2 separate regions of the Homo sapiens genome follow, and region 1 is linked to region 2. Evidence: chromatin loops called from intact Hi-C (ENCODE). Cell type or tissue: PC-9. All regions are shown on one strand. Each heading gives the region's core, and the rest is flanking DNA. Links, peaks and the distances in the headings are about the cores only. Region 1 holds the start of LOC107984790 (a long non-coding RNA gene). Region 2 holds the start of LINC03080 (long intergenic non-protein coding RNA 3080).

Evidence for each region. Hi-C counts contacts between places; a loop is a spot of excess contacts. Peaks named below come from ENCODE experiments on the same cell type or tissue, not always from the same donor. Only the 100,000 strongest peaks of a DNase experiment are listed, where the experiment ranks them.
Region 1: a loop joins it to region 2, with 6 times the contacts of the local background. A loop is called at or near these places in 10 of 110 quality-filtered maps.

What each region holds. Positions count from the first base shown.
Region 1 is chr15:99,483,759-99,489,122 of GRCh38, reverse strand. It overlaps LOC107984790 (a long non-coding RNA gene), which reads right to left and starts at 2,405. Exons shown (of 3, transcript XR_001751711.2): 1 at 2,254-2,405. RefSeq lists a silencer at 2,445-2,494. In PC-9, for the core only: no CTCF peak of the experiment used is centred there; a DNase peak (open chromatin) is centred at 2,452; H3K4me3 peaks cover 935 bases.
Region 2 is chr15:99,432,575-99,437,938 of GRCh38, reverse strand. LINC03080 (long intergenic non-protein coding RNA 3080) reads left to right here and starts at 2,728. Exons shown (of 2, transcript XR_007064775.1): 1 at 2,728-2,771; 2 at 3,346-5,364. RefSeq lists enhancers at 213-882, 4,324-4,523, 4,534-4,583, 3,565-4,764. In PC-9, for the core only: no CTCF peak of the experiment used is centred there; a DNase peak (open chromatin) is centred at 2,528; H3K4me3 peaks cover 1,062 bases; H3K27ac peaks cover 686 bases.

The sequences.
Region 1 (5,364 bases), core at 191-5,190, 51 kb before region 2:
GCCCCATTTCAGATTTCTGACCTCCAGAACAGTAGGAAAATAAATTTGTGTGTTTTTAAGCTTCTAGGTTTGTGGTCATTGGCTACAGCAGCAGAAGGGAATAAATACACACTAGAAGATAGCAGGTGCCTTGCTGAGGTGCTGTAAGTACATAAATGAATAGATTTGCCGCCACTTTGCCCACCAGACCCCTTACCCCTCTCTGTATTCTTTTTGTTGCCTCCAAGTACCTATTTATTTATTTATTTATGTAATTTCAATAGGTTTTTGGGGAACAGATGGTGTTTGGTCACATGAGTAAGTTCTTCAGCGGTGATTTCTGAGATTTGGGTGCAGCCATCACCTGAGCAGTGCACACTGTACCCAATATGTAGCCTTTTATCCCTCACCCCCTCCCACCCTTTCACCCGAGTCCCCAAAGTCCATTGTGCCATTCTTATACCTTTGCATCCTCATAGCTTAGCTCCCACTTAGGAGTGAGAACGTCCTGAGTTACTTCACTTAGGATAATGGTCTCCAATTCCATCCAGGTTGCTGTGAAGGCCATTATTTCATTCCTTTTTTATGGCTGTCTCTCTGTATTCTTAAAACTAATCACAATGAGACCCTTAAATGTAAACTTCGATACCTCAAGCAGTCCTAGAAACAGATGAAACTCCAATCTCTTGACAAATCCAGCACTTCTAATGCATGGTTGTTGAAAATAGGAGATAACACTTAAGACTAATTAATTATTTTTCTTTTTTTCATGCTTCCTTGTCAGTGACCTTCCCCCCAGTTTTGCTAGGGGAGGATTGAGATTATTATAGCTGGATTACAAAGAGAAAGTGACAACATTCCTTCTTGACATCCCGGATAAGCTCCTGAAACCCATTTCAGAAACAAGAGTGAGTCTTTCAATTCTAAGAGCCAAGTACTTGAGAGGAAGAAGTCTTGTAAATTCCAGAAGCATTCTTTAACCTATCAGGCACCAAAGCCGAAGAGACTGGACATGAGCTTTGTTTTTTTGTAGTAAAATACACATAACATAAAATGTATCATTTCAACCTTTTTTTTTGACTCTTGCTCACTGCAACCTCCTCCTCCCTGGTTCAAGCAATTCTCCTGGCTCAGCTTCCCAAGTAGCTGGGATTACAGGCGCCCGCCACCACGCCCGGGTAATTTTTTGTATTTTTAGTAGACATGGGGTTTCACTGTGTTAGCCAGGCTGGTCTTGAACTACTGACCTCAGGCGATCCGTCCACCTCGGCCTCCCAAAGTGCTGGGATTACAGGCGTGAGCAACCACCCCCATTTTTTTTTTAATTAAAAAAAATTTTTTTTTAATTATTTTTTATGTTTATTTTATTTATTTATTTATTTTTTAAAGACAGGGTCTCGCTATGTTTCTCCCAGAGACACTGAACTCCACTGGCGTCTAGTGACTATTCACAGGTCTGATCATAGCTCACTGCAGCCTCCGACTCCACGCCTCAAGAGATCCTCCCACTTTAGCCACCTGGGTAGCCCAGACGACAGGCGCAAGCCATTTTGTAAGTGTACAATTCAAGGGCATTACATATATTCACATTGTTGTGCAACCATCACCACCATCCATCTCTAGAACTTCTTCATCTCCCAAACTGAAACTCTGTCCCCACTCAGCACTCACTCCCCTTTTCCCTCTCCCCTGCCCCTGGCCCCTGCCATTCATTCCCCTTTCTGCTGCTGTGAATTAGACTATTTCATGTTCTGCAGAAGAGTGGAGAGTTTTGCTTTTCAGCTCTAGAATGGGAAAGGAGCAGGATAGAATATGTGGGCAATTTCCTGCCACACAGGAATGCAGTACATCCCATTTTCCTGGGCTGGAAGAAGAGCATGAAGAGAGAGGGTGGAGTAAAAGAATTGAGGCCTGAGTGAGCGCCCTCCTCTGTCACCGGAGGAGGAAGGATGGGGACCCCAGCAGGTTAGGGGATCCCAGAATGGAGGGTGCTTACTTCCTGCCAGCCAGAGGGCCCAGCCCCCTCCTAAGATTGTACATGGAGCTCCCAAGCTCTCACATGCCTCCTGGGAAGACTGAGCCCTTCCCAGAGACTGAATTCACCCCCGGAATGGACTAAACGGCAAACTCGATGTGACTGCGTTCTCCAGGATGGACGAGGTTTGTATTTTTCCACTACTGAACAGAAATGGGGCTCTCCAACAAATGGAGTTCAATGGTAGAAAATAAAGTTAACATTTCTGAGCATCTGAATATTAATTATAAATTTTATACCTGCTACAAATACCCTGGCCCGAGAGATTCCTTCCTGTCCCCTGCAAGGTTCAAGGCATCCCTTGGCTCCCTAAGCTGTTTGGCTCTGAGCTGGGTGGGGCCCGCACGCAGGAGCAGCAGCTCCGTGTAGAAAGCTGTTTCGGATTTCTCCCCTGGGCAGGGTGCCACACGCACATGTTGCAGTCCCTGCCGACAGCCATGCCCAGCGCCCTGGCAAGCCACCCGCCCCCCAGGCTGCTTAGACCACTGGGTACCGCCCCCTGCTTCTCCCGCCCCCACCTCCTTCCTCCCCCGACTCCACCCCTCTCCTGCTCCAGGAAAAATATGTGGACGTCGCACGTCCCTCCTGTCACGAAACACACAAAGAGGACAGAGGGCGAAGGCGGGGTCCGTGGGAGCCCAGGCGACCTCAAGGCAGTTCACTCACGCAGCCAGCCCTCAGAGACGTGGGCTGCGTGTCTGCTGCCCGCCTGGGGAAACTGCAAGGGGCTGACTGGGTGGTGCCAGGGATTTGCACGCTCGGGGAATCTGTGGGATTCACATCTGTTTCTCCAACATTTCTCTCGCCTCTGCCAGACGTGAGCTCCTTGAAGGCAGGACCAGGCTTGGTTATTTTGAGTCTCTCCATCTCATCGGTCCTTGCTGGACAGATCCCTTTTTCATGGAGTGTCTCTGCCCTCACCCCTCACTCCACCCCAGCCCTCGGTAGTCCCATAGAAGCTGTGGGCTCCTGCAGCTCAGGCCTGGGGCAGTGCTGGATTCAAAATATCATAGCACAGTTCAGCAATCGGAAATGGATTCCACTCTTCACTGGCATTTCCCCTAAAGATCTTAGACGTGGCACCCGTCATAGTCTCTGCAAAACTTCTTCTCTTCTCTTCTCCTTCTCTTCCCTGCCATCCTTGAAATGGCAAGGACAAAAACGGCACCTCTCCTCCCAGCACTTCCTTCCTCTCTGGTCTTCCACCCCTGCCCCCGCTCCACCTTTTATCTTGCTTGTTGACTTAACTGCTTCCTCTCACCTCAGGGTCCCAGCCTTCCCCTCCATTCCTGCTCAGAGGTGGCTTTGGAGCCTATAGAACATGCTCCAAGGTCTTTGGGGCGCTGGTAGATCTACACTCACACCCTCTCACCCTGGCAAGACCTGCAAAGCAGAAGCTGGCACAGCTGGAGGAACAAGAGGCTGAATCGGAAGAACTCATTCAGCTGAATCTTGACGGATGGCCTTTTCCTGTAAAATACAGAGGAGACAGTGCATGCAGTTCAAACGCAGGCTGGGCTCCGTCTCTCTAGGGTGGGGAGATTTGTTCCTGCCCCCAAAACACCCCTTTCTTTTCACGACCCTTGTGCTCCTCTGGCTGCCTGCTTAATGTGCCACCCACACTGCACAGACCCCTCCCTAGGAATGTCCCCACCAACAATCTCAGCTGTGGCCTCAGGTCCACCATGGACACTCTGAGTCCCCAGGGATGCAGGCAGCCCCTAGAGGCTGTGGGATATTCCCAGGATGAGGGGTGGTCAGACACAAGAGTCTTTCATGAAGGTCAGAAGGCTCCAGGTGCTCTGTGTGCAGGTCAGTCGCCTGTACTCAGAAGGCAGGAAGAAGCTGCCTCGTGAGCTGAGGAGGGCAGGAAGGGATGCCATTTGCCTTTCAGGCTTCGTGCCTCCCTGCTGGAGGCTTTTTTGTGTTTATTTTTGCCTTATTTTGGGGTCCATTTAAAAAATCCTCACGCCATTAAAGTATGTCATTAGGGAAGCCCTGGGCCCTTCTTACGAGGCTTTGAGTATGAATGTCAGCCAACATCTCTACTTTAGTTAGCTTCATCTTTTAACTCTTTGAAAAGTGAGGACAAAGAATAAATATTCATTCCATTTCTTTTTTCTTTTTCTTTTCTTTCTTTTTTTTTTTTTGAGACAGAGTCTCACTGTGTCACCTAGGCTGGAGTGCGGTGGCGCTATCTTGTCTCACTGCAACCTCTGCCTCCTGGGCTTAAGTAGTTCTCCTGCCTCAGCCTCCCCAGTAGCTGAGACTACAGGTGCCTGTCACCACACCTGGCTAAATTTTTTTTTATTTTTTAATTTTATTTTTATTTTTAGTAGAGACGGGGTTTCACCATTTTGGCCAGGTTGGTCTCAAACCCCTGACCTCAAATGATCCACCAGCCTTGGCCTCCCAAAGTGCAGGGATTACAAGCATGAGCCACTGCGCCTGGCCTCTTTCCATTTCTTGAGTTCAAATCTATACCCTTGCGTGTGTGCCCCAGTGCTGCAGCTACGGAAATCCACTTCCAAGGCCTAGGGTGGACCACAGAGACCCTCCCTCACCCAGCAAGGACCCCCCAGGTAGCTGGGCTCATCTGTGCCCCTAGAGACACTCTGTGGCCCGTGAGGCAGGAATTATGGTGCCATTCTAGACAGACACTTGAGTGTTTATGGAAACGTCAAGCAATGAGAGCTAAGCTTATTTTAGTGATTCTTGTGTGCCAGGCACTGTTCTAATTAATTTAATCTTCACAGCTCTTATTTCTTGAGGTAAATACTGCTATTACCCCCCATTACAAATGAGAAAGTTAGGGCCCCATGAGGATGAGGGATTTGTCCAACGTCACATGACTCATACGTGGCAGAGGTGAGGCTGGAACTCGGGCCATCTTCAGAGTCTACTTTTGTGTGTGCTCAGCTGGCCTCAGCTGAGAGGCAGGTATGGAAGCCAATCCAAAATGCCTGCAGGGACCCCCGGACTAGACAGCCCTCAGCCTTCATGGGGCCGGGGGGCAGTGGGCAGCTGCTCTTGAACAACAGGCAATTGTTACCTTGCAGGAAAGCAGGCTCAGTGTGTCAGACACTCCTGCTTTTCAAGAGAAGCTGGAAGTTCAGGACCAGCCTGGCCAACATGGTGAAACTCGATCTCTACTAAAAATACAAAAATTAGCGGGGCGTGGTGGCGCATGCCTGTAATCCCAGCTACTTGGGAGGCTGAGGCAGGAGAATCGCTTGAACCTGGGAGGCAGAAGTTGCAGTGAGCCGAGATTGTGCCACAGTACTCCAGCCTGGGTGACAGAGCAAGACCCTGACAAAAAAAAAGAGCAGCTGGAAATCTGGATATTTATG
Region 2 (5,364 bases), core at 62-5,061:
CTTCGGGAACTTTCTGCATGGAAACAGAAAGCTGGAGGGAATAGGGAAGCCCTGCCGAGGGGCCCGCAGGAGCACAGCATAGCCCAGGAACCAGGGATCAGAAGGGGGTCCACAGGGGCGAGAGTGCCCAGGGGAACCTGCAGGCAGCCCAGCCAATCCCCCTGAGTCACCAGTGGCTGTCAGGTCTCTCGGGTGCCGACATCCTCCTGCCTCGTGTTACGGGCCTTTGCTCAGCGCTGACCTCATCTCCCTCCCTGGGTCCTGGGTCCTGGGTCCCTGGAGGGCTGAGACCCCCAGTGTGCTGGGCCCCAATCCTCCCAGGCTGGAGCAGGCGGCCTCCCCAGATAGGGTTGGAGCCGCTTTCCTCACCAGCTCTGCACCCCAGACAGACTCCTCTCCCCCAGCCTCGGTTCTTGCCCTGGCTGCCTGATGCCCAGGCTACACTGCAGCCTGATCCCTGGTGTGGTGCTGAATGCTCCAGGTAGGGAACATGGGAAAAGCCAACAGCTGCTGCTCTCCCTACCAGGCAGTCAGTCATCCTGGGCAGACACAGAGAGGAGGGATACAGGGAGAGGTCGGGCAGGGAGAGCTGGGTCACGGACAGCAAGGAGGGCCAGAGTGCCCCTGCCAAGAGCCAGTGCAGGCTACAGAGGCCCAGGGACGCGCCATCGTGGAGGGGCTGTGCTCTGTCTCTCACTTAGCACCACCCTTGCTTGCCTGTGGACCTTACTCTCCGGTGTTGGACAAGCTTTCCCAGGAGTAAGGGACATTCCATTTGACTTCCAGAGCCAACCCTCTCAGCCTAGTGCCAGGGAGGGAAGGGCTCTCTTCATATGCGCCCACGCTGCATGAGGCCGGGGGCAGCTGGGCCTGGCAGACCCCCAGAAGTACATGGGGGGCAGAAGACAGTCCCCAGAGGCAAGGGTGCTGGACAGAGGGGAGGAGGGATGCTGAGCCAACCCCAGGGCAGTGTCCCCACTTGGCATATGACTTGGCAACATCTACAAAGGTGGCCGTGGGACATGGCCCTGGCCCATGGGTCACTAGGCACAGCGCCCCACCCCACTCCCCCGCATCCAGTGCAGCAATGTCCGGTCGCTGAGAAATGCTGATGGAACCCTGGACAGCAGGGGTCACAGAAGTCAGGCTGGGGGTCACCTTTCTTCCAGCACCGTCTTCTGGTTTTACGTGTGAGGAAAGGGAGAACCAGAAAAGTTCCGTCACCTCGAGGTCACACTCAGATTAGCATCAGGGGCTCCTCCTACCCAGGTCCACACCCCACAGAGGGGCTGTCAGGGCCCCCCACGGGCGCAGGAGAGCGAATGTGGGGCTTGCGCAGGAGAATCTCTCTGCAGGCAGAACTGGGTCCTCTGTGGAGGGTCGGGGGGCACCTGCCCTGGCCGGGGAGGGGGAGTGAAAGAAGTCAGCATGCCTGGTGGCTGAGGGTTCGGGGGAGGCGCCTGGGATGCAGTGGGTCTCATCATGGAACATGAGGGGAGGATCAGATCTCACGGGCTTGAGATGGTGTAGGGGTCCCAGGGGCAGGGGGCAGGAGGGAGTGGCAGCTCTCAGGAGGTTTCAGCCCTTTCTGGCCCCAACTGGTTTCCCTTTCCTTTGAAGCCCTCCCATGGGTGAAATCAAATATGCTTTTGTGCCCAGTCTTGCTGGACTCTGGGGCCAAGGAGGGCAGCATTGGGGCTGCTGGGGGCTCCACCCCCTGCACGACGCCTGTCCCTGCAATGACTGATTGGCAGTGGACAAAGCGGAGCTGAGGATAGAGCAGAAGGGGCTGGCAGGGGTGGGGTGATGTCACCCTGGACTCCAAATGGTCCAATGCTCCCCACAAACCTGGGTGCCAAGCCCAGCTCCCTCTCAAACCTCTGTGTGTCTTCTAGGGAGCGAAGTATCCTGATTCTCAGCTTCCGCATCATTTTTCTAGGACAATAAAAATGCCCTGGAATCTGGGAATCTGCCCAAGGAGACAGAGTCCTCCCTAAATGTGCCATTTCCTTCTCTGGAGCCAGGAAGTAGAAGGAGAACGGAACTTGCCTCTTCTTACCCAAGTATCTCTGGGCACGCTGCTTCCCTCCTCATCTATAAAATGAGACAGCAGATGAATCAATTCCTTTCTTGCTCTCTTTTTTAAAGTAACGAGACCTCATTCCTGAAATGAAATCTCATTCAGAAATTTCAATATAAAACAGAAGCAGCGCTGCCTGGCTGAAGTCAGGGTGTGTGGGATGGAGGGGTCAGGCCAGGGGCAGGAAGCCCACCAGGTTGGCCTCCTCTTTGCCCTGCAAGCTGCCTCCACACCCTGCCATGAAGCCCCAGGGTGCCAGGGAGCCTCAGTGTGAAATTCACTCTGACGACTTAGAACTCTCTGGATCCAATTCAGATGCAGCAAACAGGGAAACAGCTTCCAGGAAGCCTCACCCTCCAGTGGCCAAGAAGCCTGGGGCAGCGTCCCTTGGGTGTCACCCAGCGAGGGTGGGGACAGTGAGGGAGGCTCCGCCTGCACACCTGGGCAGGCTGCGTTCAGGCTCGAGGTGGCTGGACTCACATCTCCCTCGCATCCTGTCACCCCGCTCCTCCCTTGCCGGCCCCTGTGGGCCCCCACCCGACGGGAGCTCACACATAGGTGGTTGCCTCCACGTCTTAATGCCCTCCCCCTGCGCGTCCCCAGGGCTGGCACACCCTGCAATTACAGCTGCCGTTCCCCGCCTTCCCATTGTGCCTGCCTCACCTCCCCACTCTCCCCGGCTAATTACCAGGTTTGCCCTTCACAGTTTCTGCGGTAATGCTAAGGCCCGCGCCCCTCAGCTGCCAGCGCTGCGTGTTTTAGTAGCTGCAGGGAGGAAGAATCGAGATGGCTTCAGCAAAGCCCTCCACTTTGCTTGGGAGAAGGGGGCGTTTGTGGGCAGGGCATTGCATGGGAAACTGCAATGTGCACTTGTTTGACCTGGATCCCTGGTTCAAATGCATCCCCTGGTCCCTGCAGGTCCGGGGTGGGGCTGGAGCTTTTGTGTGTCTCATCAGCTCCCAGGTGAGGCGTGAGGGCGCAGGGACGAGCACAGAGGAGGTCGGGAGCCCCGGGCTGGTGGGGGCGGCTTGCCCAGGTCTCGCTGGGCAGCTCGGAGCAGGTCCTGCCACCAATCTAGGGGTCCAGTCTCAAGATGTCCCAGGTTGTGGTAAGGACCCGAAAGGGAGGTGCACCGGCTTCTAGCCCAGGGCAGACCCTGTCAGGGGGGCTTCTAGGAGCGACGGGGATGCCAGCGTCCGCCCTTCCAGCCCTGCTGGGAAAGCGTCACCGTGTTCTGAAGAAAGCATCCTTTTTGTTCATTCCAGAAACATTTATCGAGTGCCTATGGCATGTCAGGCACAGTTCAAGTTCTGAGGATACAGAGTAAACAACAGGCAACATCACGCCTCCTCGAGCTTCTGTTCTACTGGGAGTCAGGGTAGGAAGAGACGACAACAAGGTAAATAAGTCAAATCCGGACTGTGTTACTGACAATGCAAGCTAGGAGAAAAAAGGAAGCAGGAGCAGAGAGGAGCCTGGGTGATGATGGAGATGGGGAGTTTACTTAAATAGGTGGCCATGAGGCTATCCAGCCTGTCCCAGGCGGACTTTTAGAAGACGGATTGTTTATAAGAGCCCAAAAGTATAAGTTCTTAAAAAAAATTAATTTCTGAATGTGTGATGAGAACACAAATTCCTCCACGACAGCCCTGTTTTTCCTGTGCTGCGTAGCTGAGCTCTGGGTCACGGCTGCCGAGTGCAGGCAACACTCGGGCAGTCCCAGGGCTGACCGACTGCGCATCTGGACACTGGCAATCACAGGGAAGGAGGCGAGAGCTCTGCCGGGTGCTTTGAGGCTGTCGCGTCATGTCTTCCTCCCCACAGCGTTCTGCGGGGCCTGTCCCCTTGGTGTTGTGGCACCTCCTGGTCCTCGGCTCTGCTCTTGGGGAAGAAAGAGGACACTGTCACAGGTTCCTGTCCCCTCCAGCCAACAGGAGCAGCCACACGTGGCATCTGCCCTCGAAGCTCTGTGGCATCCCTGCCGTAGGAGAAGTTACCAAGAAACCCCCAGAGCCCACAGGCTGGAGCCCCCCCAGGTTCTGCTCAGCGGGGAGAGGCAGATTGAGTCCAAATTTTCCATTTTAACTGGAATCCTAGGGGTTAAACCTGGCTGTGACTTGGCAATGGCCCCTTGTCCGTGCTGTTCCACAGGGGGTGTCCCCCTTCCCCAGGCCCTGCCCCAATGTGGCTCCAGGGCCTCTGCTCCCAGCAGGTCTCACCTGGGACAGAGGTGGGGGTGGGGCAAGAGGAACCAAGCCAGGAAGCTGCAGAAATAGCTCTGGGGGTGGGAGGGCGTGGTGCTGCCGAAGGCCGAACACCCACGCAGGGTGTTGTCTCTCCACCCTCCCAGGCCGAGGGGATTTCTCAAACGCAGGCCTCCTTCCCAGGAGGTAGGCCTGTGTCCAGTGAGGGCCCTGCCCATCCAGGCCTCTGTTTCCTGTCACTGTTCTCAAAAGCTGGGCCCAGCTGTGGCGGGGACAGCTATGTCCGGCTGCCCGTGGTCCCTTGAGAACCGGCCAGGCTGCCCCTGTGCCTGGCACATGCTCACCTGGACCCTCCAGCCAGCATCTGGGCTCCATCTGACCCCACCCCACAGGGCTCAAGCCAGCTCCAAGCATGAGTGTGGCCGAGGCCAGGTCTGTCTTCAGGGTCCCTTCCTCATCTCCACGGCCTTTTCCTGTCCCAGCTCACCCACAGGGGGCCATTTCTGCCCCACACAGGACTCCCTGTGAACCAAGGCTGCACATGCTTCTGGGTGCCCCTCTCTGGGCAGCTGGAGGGCAGAAGGAGCACCTGGCAGGTGGGTCCCAGGCCCGGCAGCAGGAGCTGCCTGCCAGACAGGACCAGAGGGGATGGCAGTCCGCTCGGGTGAGGGGTCCACAGGCAGAGGGCGTGGGGGGCTAGGAGGTCTGGGGGCCTCTGGGGAAAGGGGGCCCCAGAAACCAATGGGAATTATGGGATCTCCTCAAAGAACATGCTGGAGCAAGGCTCAGCTGCCCACTGCTGCCCCAAAAAGGCTCAGCTGCCCACTGCTGCCCCAACGGGAGTCACTGCTCACACAGAGACCGCTCCTTCCCCAGCCACTCCAGCCAGTGACTGGATACGGTGCAGGCACTAGTCCCTAGAACCAGGCCATTCCTGACCCACCAACTGCCCTGTATGCAGGCCTCTCTCTGGGGCTTCTCATCAGCCTAGCAGCACGGCTTTCTCAGGGCTTCCCTGGGTACGCACGTCCTCCTACCCAATCCCCCTTCCCTCTCTCCCTGTCCCAGGTTCAGACCTGC